2 separate regions of the Homo sapiens genome follow, and region 1 is linked to region 2. A link is a contact called in ENCODE Hi-C or POLR2A ChIA-PET data. All regions are on one chromosome and are shown on one strand. Each heading gives the region's core, a stretch centred on a gene start or an enhancer-like site at or near the end of the contact. The rest is flanking DNA. Distances are from core to core; before and after follow the strand shown.

Region 1 (5,107 bases), core at 1,784-4,283, 590 kb before region 2:
TGCTTGTCACCATCTGGTGGGGTTGGGGTCATTCAGTCAGTAATTCCTGCTTTGATTATTATTATTGTTGTTATTATTTATTTACTTATTTTTTTTTGAGGTGGAGTCTCATTCTGTTGCCCAGGCTGGAGTGCAATGGCATGATCTCGGCTCACTGCAACCTCTGCCTCCCGGGTTCAAGCTGTTCTCATGTCTCAGCCTCCCAAGCAGCTGGGATTACAGGTGCCCACCACCGCGCCCGGCTAATTTTTATATTTTTAGTAGAGATGGGGTTTCTCCATGTTGGTCAGGTTGGTCTCGAACTCCTGACCTCAGGTGATTTGCCTGCATCGGCCTCCCAAAGTGCTGAGATTACAGGCGTGAGCCACCGCACCCGGCCATTATTATTATTTTTTTGAGACAGAGTCTCACTCCGTTGCCCAGTGCATGGCGTGACTTGGCTTACTGCAACCTCCGCCTCCCAGGTTCAAGCGATTCCCCTGCCTCAGCCTCCTGAGTAGCTGGGATTACGGGTGTGCACCACCACGCCCAGCTAATTTTTGTTATTTTTAGTAGAGATGGGGTTTCACCATGTTGGCCAGGCTGGTCTCGAACTCCTGACCTCAAGTGATCCTCCCGCCTCAACCTCCCAAAGTGCTAGGATTACAGGCATGAGCCACCATGCCCAGCCTGATTAATTATTATAATTAATTTTTTTGAGAGTTGGAGTCTTACTCTTGCTCAGGCTGGAGTGCAGTGTCAACATCCTAGCCCACAGCTCACTGCAGCCTTGAACTCATGGGCTTAAGCAATCCTCCCACTTCAGCCTCCCAAATACCTGGGACTATAAGCGCACACCAGCATGCTCAGCTGAGTTCTGAATCTTTTGTAGAGATGGGGTCTTGCCGCCAGGCACAGTGGCTCACGCCTGTAATCCTAGCACTTTGGGAGGCCAAGGCGGATGGATTACCTGAGGTCAGGAGTTCGAGACCAGCCTGGCTAACATGGTGAAACCCCATCTCTACTAAAAATAACAAAAAAATAGCTGGGCGTGGTGGCACGCACCTGTAATCCCAGCTACTCCGGAGGCTGAGGCAGGAGAATCGGTTGAACCGGGGAGGCGGAGGTTGCAGTGAGCCCAGATCATGCCATTGCACTCCAGCTTGGGCAACAAGAGCAAAACTCCGTCTCAAAAAAAAAAAAAGAAAAAAGAAAGAAAGGCTGGCTGGGCGCAGTGGCTCACGCCTGTAATCCCAGCACTTTGGGAGGCCAGGGTGGGCGGATCACCTGAAGTTGGGAGTTCGAGACCAGCCTGGCCAACATGGAGAAACCCTGTCTCTACTAAAAATCCCAAATTAGCTGGGCGTGGTGGCGCGTGCCTGTAATTCCAGCTACTCAGGAGGCTGAGGCAGGAGAATCGCTTGAACCTGGGAGACGGAGGTTGCAGTGAGCTGAGATCGTCCCATTGCAACCCAGCCTGGGCAACAAGAGTGAAACTCCATTTCAAAAAAAAAAAAAGAGAAATGGGGTCTTGCTATGTTGGCCAAACTGGTCTCAAACTCCTGGCCTCAATTGACCCTCCCACCTCAGCCTCCCAAAGTGCTGGGATTAGATGCTTGAACCACCTGCCCAGCCTGGTGGAGTTGGAATCATTCAGTCAGCAATTCCCACCTTGAATAGTGCCAAGGACACAGTCATTAACTCCACCACCAGGTAATAACCTAGGCTCTGCTAAGGACTTGTGACTTGTGAAGCAATTCATTCAATAGTCAAAACAGATGAACTGTGTAAACTGGGTAAATCCCAATCTATCCTTAAAACAGCCCTGAGGGGAGATGCTACCGTTAGATATACTTTACAGACAGGAAAAGAGGCTCAGAGAAGTCAAGTCACTTCTCTGAATCCACAGTCAGGAAAGGACCCCGGATTCTGCTCCAGAGGAAGGAGAGGTTTAGACAGGAGTGGCCCCGGACCTGTTCTGTTATAGAAGGTGGCATCTTTCTGATAAATGCGGGGGTCCTTCTTCTTCAACAAGGAGAGCGTTTTGTAAAAGTCCCGCTCCTGCTGGGGATCAAATTCCTAGGGCAGGAAAAGGGTTGGGGATAGATTTCAGAAGGGAGATAATAAGAGCCCTGGCGCCAGCAGGTGAGCTCAGCGTAGGGATTAGGATGGAGGGGGGTGGATCTGGCTGGGGAGGTCAAACAGGTGGTCAAACAGCAGGAGGGAGAGGGGCCCTCTTGGGGTGGGCAGGGGCAGGCCACAGGTAGGTACAGGATATGGGTAGAGGAAGGTGAGGGGCAAGGAGAAGGTAATTCCTGGGGAAGACAAAGACTTGACAAGGGGCAGGTGGGCTGAGGGCACAAGAGAGACAGCGGGGAGGGGCTGGGCCAGGCCGCACAGTGGGGCCAGGATCAGGGCTGATGTGAGAAGTTGGGCGCCCCACGTGGCGCAAGGAGTACACTAAAAAATGGCTAGACTCTTGAGGATGAAAGAGGAAAGGGGGGGTTCTTGGGGGACAGAGTCGCCCCACACATCAGAGTGGGCAGGTGGGGATCGTGGCAGGGGAGAGAAAATAACGGGGATTTGGCTCCCCTGGGGAGAGGGGGGGCACTGTCTGTCCCTCATGGGATGGGGAGCGGAGGATGGGACGCTCCCGCAGGGCGCTCTGGGGTTGGGGGTTCCCCCCCGTCTACATCGGGGTCGGGGTGCAGAGGGGGGCTTGGACGCCTCCGCACGTCCAGGACGGGGCGGGGACGCGCACCACGCGCTCGTCGCTTGAGTCCGACTCGGAGCTGGAGTCGCTGCTGCTGTCTCGGTCCCCGTAGCGATCCTTCACTGCGGGACACAGACGGGATGCCCCCCCCCAGGTCAGCCGGCGGGGCCACTCGACTCCCCACTTCCCAACCGGCCGGCGCGCGCAGGCTCCCGCGCGCATGCGCCCCGCACTCACGCCGCTGCAGTTCCTCGCGCTCCCGGTAGCGGTTGTACCGCGCGGCAAACGCCGCGTTCACCCGCAGCTGCGACGACCCGCGCGGTTCCGGCATGGCGGTTCTGTGGCCCATTGCGCACGCGCATTGAGGAAGCCCTGGACGGGGCGGGGCCGCCCTCAGTCCCGCCCGCATCCACTTGTAAACGAGGCGTACCGCTGCTAACCCCGCCCCTGGCTTTTCCGGGATCCCTTTCGCCTCATCACCGCAGTCACCGCCCACGGCTACGCCCCTGCGGGGAAGGCCGCGGCCACCGCCCACCCGCCCCACCCCCTGTGCTCCGGGCACCCAGCTGACATCTGGGGGCCCTTTCTCCACTCGCGGTTTCCTGCTTCCCTTCCGTTCCGACAGCGAAAACCGCTGCCCCACCCAGCTCACTCACCCTGGCGCCCTGGGAATTACTATTCTCTCCCCTCACCCACCACATCCACGATCCGCGACCCCCGTCCTCATCCCCATCAACATCCGGGATGTGTAACTCTCCATCCCAGACTCAAAAATCAGAAGCCACCCGTGCTGTGATCATGCACAAGTCTTAATTTAATGGGTAAAAACATTAAATTATTACAACATTTTTTCCAATAAAGCATAATAAATAGAATCCATTTCTTTTAAAACGCTGTACAAGAGACTGGAAAACAAGCTTCCAACAGAATATGAATAACTCATAACTCATTCTACCTTCTTATTGATTTGGGACGCTCCCCCCACCCCCCATGCCTGAAGCAACGTGCACACTTCAGGTCTCTGAGCACAGCCGGCCAAGGCCACCAGCTTCTAGGCTCCCTGGAGGTCATGACTTCACTCTTAAATGCTCTGCCCTTGGGTCTCGTCTGAGGCCCCAGCAGCCTGAGGCGCAGAAGAAACTGAACCGTTTAGGTGGCTGTGGCCTGCAGGAGCCCTTCTCTGTCCAACACACCAAAAGGAGTGAGAAAAACAAATGAGAAACGTCCCCCAAACACTCACACCCCCAAAACCAACACCTATAAGCCACAAACTGTGCTCCTCCCCTACTGCAGCAGTGGGCAGGAGAAACAAGAAGAGAAAGTGTTTCTTCCCCTCTCTTCTGATACATAACCCCACGGGGTTCTCTTGCTGGAGAGGGTGACCCCAGATCACAGCGGGGCCACCATGTGGCCCTGCAGGATGTCCACGAGGTCCTGAGCCCCTCTCTGCAGTGCCAGCTCCAAGGGTGTGAGACCCCTGGCGTCCCTGCGATGGAGATCAGATTCAGCTGCCAGAAAGCTGACCACAGCAGTGTGACCCTCTTGAACTGCCAGATGGATTGGAAGTGCCCCGGTGCCATCAGGCACGTTGACATCAGCCCCGTGCTCCACTAGGACCTTCAGGGTGTCCAGGAATCCAGTGCGGGCTGCGTCATGGACTGGACTGGTACCGGAGGTGTCCTGGACATTGGGGCTGGCACCTTGCTTCAGCAGCTCCAGGGCGATGGCGGTGCTGCCAAACATCATGACCTGTGTGAGGGACAGAGGATCAGGAGGTCCTCAAGGGAGGAGGTTCCACAAAAGGGGTCACTGGAAAGAGAAGGGTCATCCAGAAAGAGGCATCTCCCAGAAACAGGAAATGCTAGAGGAGGGGTCCTCTAGTGAACGGAGAAGCTGCATAAGCCCCCAGGAAAGTTCTTCTGGGAATAGGGACCCCCCCCAAAAGCTGGTCACTCCCTTAAGAATGAGACCCCCCAACCCAGAGAACAGCCCCCCATGGAAACTTTCAAGGAACCTAAGACTCTCCCCCAAGGGACCAAAGACGCCCCCAGATATGGGCAATCACCAGGAAACAGAAAATCCCCTCCAGGAAATGGGCCCCCAGAGATGGAGAACTACCCCCAAAGAATTGATAGTCCTCATAAGGGAAAAAAGATGTCAAAGGAAAGCGAACCCCTTCTCCAGGAAATAGCCTCCTCCTACATAATGGTGATGTCACCTCAGAGTACCTGAGAGCTCCTTTCAAGAAGCGGGATTCCAAAAGTAATAATAAAAGAGAAACGAGACTTCCCTGTAAAATGTCTCCCAGGGAATATAGGGATGTCTTGCAATCTGACATTGTTCCTCCATTGGGGCCCCCATACTATATCAAGGATCCGCATAACCTTTAGGAATGAAGACCCCACCCCCAAGTAA
Region 2 (5,634 bases), core at 2,375-4,874:
TGATCTGCTTGCCTCAGCCTCCCAAAGTGTTGGGATTACAGGCATGAGCCACTGTGCTTGGCCTATTTTTTTGAGACAGTCTTGCTTTGTCATCCAGGCTGGAATACAGTGGTGTGACCTCAGCTCACTGCAGCCGCCACCTCCCAGGTTCAAGCAATTCTCCTGTCTCAGCCTCCCGAGTAGCTGGGATTACAGGCATGCGCCACAACGGCCAGCTAATTTTTGTAATTTTAGTAGAGACCAGGTTTCACCATGTTGACCAGGCTGGTCTTTAACTCCTGTCCTCAAGTGATTCACCCACCTCGGCCTCCCAAAATGTTGAGATGAGAGGCGTGAGCCACCACACCCAGCCTGAGGGTGTACTTTAACTCCTCTGCCCCACATCTGTGACATGAAAAACAGGTCCAGAGACAGAAGTTCAGTGACTCGCCCACAGGTACATAGCTCCAAACCTAGGATGTGAACTGGATCTGTTTGACCCAAAGCCTAGGATCCCTGGATCCTGATTCTCAGTTTTCTTGGCCCCAGATTCATCCATTCTGCTAACAGCCAGGCTGGCCGAGTCACATCTTTCTCCTCAAGCCATCAAAGGAGGGGGAGTTAATGGAGGGGTGGAAGAAGGAGGAGGGAAGGAGGGAAGAGCCTGCTTGGGACATCACATTCAGGATAATATTCAGACTCCTCCTGGGCACTCTCCAGGCCTGGCAGTCAGGCGGCTGCTGAGCTCATCTTCTGCTTGCCAAGTTCATTCTCACCTCCTGACCTTTGCATTTGCAATCCACGCTGCCAGGAACACCGTTCCTGAGCCACCCCGTGGACTGGCTCCATAGGCCAATCAAGGCTCAGCCCAGGCCTCCTCATAAAATGTGACTGTATAAGGCACCTGAAACCCCTGGCACTGCAGCTGTCAGGGAGAACCGTATGGCGGTTCCTCAGAAATCAAACTTTGAATTACCATTTGATCTGCTTCTGGCTGAATACAAAAAAGAACTGAAAATAGAGTCTTGGCTGGGCGTGGTGGCTCACGCCTGTAATCCCAGCACTTTGGGAGGTCGGGGCAGGTGGATCACGAGGTCAGGAGATCGAGACCATCCTGGCTAACACGGTGAAACTCTGTCTCTACCAAAAAAAATACAAAAAAAAAATTAGCCGGGCGTGGTGGCGGGTGCCTGTAGTCCCAGCTACTCGGGAGGCTGAGGCAGAATGGTGTGAACCCGGGAGACGGAGCTCGCAGTGAGCCAAGATCACGCCACTGCACTCCAGCCTGGGTGACAGAGCGAGACTCCATATCAAAAAAATAAAAAAAAGAAAATAGAGTCTTGGGCTGGGCGCAGTGGCTCATGCCTATATTCCCAGCACTTTGGGAGACCGAGGCGGGCGGATCACGAGGTCAAGAGTTTGAGACCAGCCTGGCCAACATGGTGAAACCCCATCTTTACTAAGAATACAAAAATTAGCTGGGCATGTTGGCACGTGCCTGTAATCCCAGCTACTTGGCAGGCTGAGGCAGGAGAATTGCTTGAACCCAGGAGGCATAGGTCGCAGTGAGCAGAGATCACGCTGCTGTACTCCAGCCTGAGCAGCGGAGTAAGACTGTCCTGGGAAAAAAAAAAAAAAGAAGAAAATATGGCTGGGCACGGTGGCTCATGCCTGTAATCCCAGCACTTTGGGAGTCCGAGACGTGTGGATCATGAGGTCAGGAGATCGAGACCATCCTGGCTAACACGGTGAAACCCCGTCTCTACTAAAAAAATATATATAAAAATATTAGCCGGGCGTGGTGGCGGGCACCTGTAGTCCCAGCTACTCGGGAGGCTGAGGCAGGAGAATGGCGTGAACCCAGGAGACGCAGCTTGCAGTGAGCCAAGATTGCGCCACTGCACTCCAGCCTGGGTGACAGAGCAAGACTCCGTCTCAAGGAAAAAAAAAATACAGTCTTGAAGAGATATTTGGGCACCCGTGTTCATAGCAGCGTTATTCAACACAGCCAAAAGGTGGATACAACCCAAGTGCCCATGGATGGATGAATGAATAAACACAATGCGGTCCATCCTTCTATATCATGAAATATGACTCAGCTTTAAAATGGACGGAAATTCTGGCCAGGCGTAGTGGCTCACCCCTGTCATCCCAGCACTTTGGGAGGCCGAGGTGGGCGATCACTTGAGGCTGGGAGTTTAAGACCAGCCTAGCCAACATGGTGAAACCCCATCTCTACTAAAAATACAAACATTAGCTGGGCATGGTGGCGCATAAGTGTGTTCTCAGCTACTTGGGAGGCTGAGGTGGGAGGATCACTTAAGTCTGGGAGGCAGAGGTTGCAGTGAGCCAAGATCACACCACTGCATTCAAGCCAGGGTAATGGAGCGAGGCTCTGTCTCACAGTAAGTACACAAAATGAAAGGAAATTCTGATACAGGCTATGACATGGATGAACCTGGAGGACATTATGCTCCATGAAATAAGCCAGACACAAAAGGGTAGATATTGTATGATTCCACTAGGAAGGGTAGATATTGTACAATTCCTCGTAAGGTTCCTAGAGGAGTCAAATTTGAGACAGAAAGTAGAACCCTGGTGGGTGCCAGGGTCTGAGAAGGGGATGGGGAGTGAGTGTTTCATGGGGACAGAGCTTCAGTTTGGAAAGATGAGAAAGTTCTGGAGATGGATGATGGTGCTGATGGTTGCACAGCAGTGTGAATGTGCTTAAGGCCACTGAACTGTGCAGTTACAGATAGTGAAGATGGGCCGGACACAGTGGCTCACGTCTGCAGTCCCAGTACTTTGGGAGGCTGAGGCAGGCAGATTACCTGAGGTCAGGAGTTTGAGACCAGCCTGGCCAACGTGGTGACCCCCCGTCTCTACCAAAAATACAAAAATTAGCCGAGTGCGGTGGCAAGCGCCTGTAATCCCAGCTACTCAGGAGGCTGAGGCAGGAGAATAGCTTGAACCCGGGAGGTGGAGGTTGCGGTGAGCCCAGGGCCTGGCAGCAGCAGATGCTCCATAAAACATCTGAATGCCTTCAGGAAGAAGGGATGGGCTATTGTCACAACCATTTGACAAGGAAGGAAGCTGAGGCACAGAGAATTTAAGAAACTCACCTCAAGTCTCACAGCGGACATGGGGATGGGTGCTAGGATTCAAACCCGGAGCTTTGACTCCTGAGCCCCAGTTCAAACCCTGAGACCCCCAGCTCCTGCTCACGGAGAGCTCAGAAGGGGCCAACCCCTCCAGACTCCTATATTTACCACTAAACCCCTGGGGGGTGGGGGATGGTTGCTGTCATAAAGCCGATTTCTCAGATGGTGAAACTAAGGCTCAGAGGGGGCCGTCCCAGGGGGCATAGGGCAGGAGATGGGAGAGTCCAGGAGAGAAGGGGTTTTGAGGTGGGCCTGGTCGCCCCCTCCCAGCACCCGGGCCCCTTCCCCCGTGGGCCCGCGACCACGCTCCGACCCTCACCTCGCAGCTGCTTCTCGGCACCGTCTTGCGTTTCCAGCAGCCGCTCCACCACCTGCTCGTGGCGCCCCAGCAGCCGTCGCTGCTGCGCCTCCGCGCGGTTGGCGCCCAGCAGGCTGAGCAGCCCCTGGCTCACCTCCTCTATGTCGCGGAAGGCGGCCATGACTACGCCAGGCTCCAACCCGCGCAAATTTGACTGTCCGCGGGGCCCGCCCTCTTCCAGAAGAGGTTGCTTTCCATTGGATTTTTTGATACGTCAGTCATAAGCAATGGCCAATAGGCATGGGGAACAGGATCTTAGACTGGGCTAAGCCGCCTTTGGTCTGGCCTGGTGCGCCTGCGACCACTCCTCCGTCAGTCATCGGTGATGACCAATCGGCGCAGGAAGGGGGAGGCTCCGTTATCCTTCCCGATGCGCCTGCGCGGGAGAGAAAGCGGCTGTTTATTTCTCCATAGGTCGAGCGCTTGCTCTGTGCAGGGTGGGGTTCTAACGGCAAAGCAGCGAGCAGCTTCTCCTGGAACTTACATCCTACAGTGTGTGCGTGGGATACACAATAAGCATAGAGAATAAGTAGATTCTATGAGAGGCTGCATAGCAAAATGGCGTCTGCAGCCAGATTTACTGGGTTCGAATCCCAGCGTTGCCACTTACTAGCTGTGTTACCCTGGACAGACTTCACCTCTCTGTGCGGTACTTTCCTCCTTAGTAAAATGAGGGTCATACTAGTGCCTGTGTCAGCGTTGGCGTGAGAATTCTTCTTATTACTTTTTTTTTAGAGACAAGGTATTGCTCTGTCACCCAGGCTGAAGTGCAGTGCCACAATCATAGCTCATTGCAACTTCGACCTCCTGGCCTCCAGCAATCCTCCTGCCTCCGCCTCCCAAAGTGCTGGGATTACAGGCGTGAGCCACCGAGCCCAGCCTGGCGTGATAGTGTCTCCTATTCAGTAGGTGCTATATAGTTGTTTAATGAAACATACATAGAATCCTAGCATGTAGCTGGGTGCAGTGGCTCACGCCTGTAAGTCTGAGCTCTTTGGAAGGCTAAGACAGGAGGATCGCTTGAGCCCTGGAGTTTGAGACTAGCCTGTCTCAAAACAAAACAAAACAAAGAAAAGATCAGTGCTGACTCTAAGGTGCTGGTTCCATGCTAGACACTGGTATTTCTGCAAGAAACAAGATGTTAAGATGGCATCTTTTTTTCTTTCTCTCTCTTTTTTTTTAAGACAGAGTCTCACTCTGTTGCCCAGGCTGGAGTGCAAGGCATTCCAGCCTGCTTCCTGGGTTCAAGGCATTCTCCTGCATCAGCCTCCCGAGTAGCTGGGATTACAGGTGCCCGCCACCGCACCCAGCTGATTTTTTGTATTTTTAGTAGAAACGGGGTTTCATTATGTTGGCCAGGTTGGTCTTGAACTCCTGACCTCGTGATCTGCCTGCCTCAGGCTCCCAAAGTGCTGGGATTATAGGCGTGAGCCACCGCGCCTGGCGTGGCAACATTTTTATGTGTGCTACCACCTAAAGAACATCTCATTGCTTTCCTATGATTTTTTTTTCTTTTCTTTTCTTTTCTTTTTTTTTTTTCTTGAGACAGAGTTTCGCTGTTGTTGCCCAGGCTGGAGTGCAATGGCGCGATCTCAGCTCACTGCAACCACCACCTCCCAGGTTCAAGTGATTCTCCTGCCTCAGCCTCCCGAGTAGCTGGGATTACAGGCATGCGTCACCATGCCCAGCTAATTTTGTATTTTTAGTAGAGACGGGGTTTCTCCATGTTGGTCAGGCTGGTCTTGAACTCCCGACCTCAGGTGATCCACCTGCCTCGGCCTCCCAAAGTGCTGGGATTACAGGCGTAAGCCACTGTGCCCGGCCTTCTTTTCTTCCTTCTTTTTTTTTTTTTTTTTTGAGATGGGGTCTTGTTCTGTCCCCCAGGCTGAAGTGCAGTGGCTCAGGTGATCCTTTCATTTCAACCTTCCAAGTAGCCGGGACTACAGGTGTGTGTCACCCTTTGGTGCCTGAGAGCATGGCTTCTTGAACCAGCTGTGTAATGTTGGCATAGACCTCACTTCTTTGTGCCTAAAGGCAGTGAATAACAATTAGGCAGAGTGAAATCAAGAGGGGAAAAGACTTCAGGTTCACTTTCTGATGCTGCAGCTTACCTGTGACCTTGGCAGGTTCCTAACC

Evidence for each region. Hi-C counts contacts between places; a loop is a spot of excess contacts on that map. ChIA-PET counts read pairs that join two places held with the same protein, here RNA polymerase II (POLR2A). Pooled maps may share reads with other maps.
Region 1: a map of naive thymus-derived CD4-positive, alpha-beta T cell shows a loop between it and region 2 (9-fold over the local background). The contact joins the promoter of KRI1 here to the promoter of SPC24 in region 2. A Hi-C loop is called at or near these places in 1 of 168 maps with a recorded cell type or tissue (naive thymus-derived CD4-positive, alpha-beta T cell) and 7 of 50 pooled maps. POLR2A ChIA-PET finds 5 or more read pairs at or near these places in 2 of 52 experiments (A549 and WTC11).

The regions. Positions count from the first base shown.
Region 1 is chr19:10,562,977-10,568,083 of GRCh38, forward strand. It overlaps KRI1 (KRI1 homolog), which reads right to left and starts at 3,034. Exons shown (of 19, transcript NM_023008.5): 1 at 2,930-3,034; 2 at 2,741-2,814; 3 at 1,953-2,058. The coding sequence starts at 3,023. CDKN2D (cyclin dependent kinase inhibitor 2D) reads right to left here. Exons shown (of 2, transcript NM_001800.4): 2 at 3,484-4,441. The coding sequence ends at 4,082. RefSeq lists enhancers at 2,139-2,706, 2,455-2,504, 2,707-3,274, 4,223-4,730 and a silencer at 2,775-3,304.
Region 2 is chr19:11,152,158-11,157,791 of GRCh38, forward strand. It overlaps SPC24 (SPC24 component of NDC80 kinetochore complex), which reads right to left and starts at 3,625. Exons shown (of 5, transcript NM_182513.4): 1 at 3,460-3,625. The coding sequence starts at 3,619. RefSeq lists a silencer at 3,582-3,741.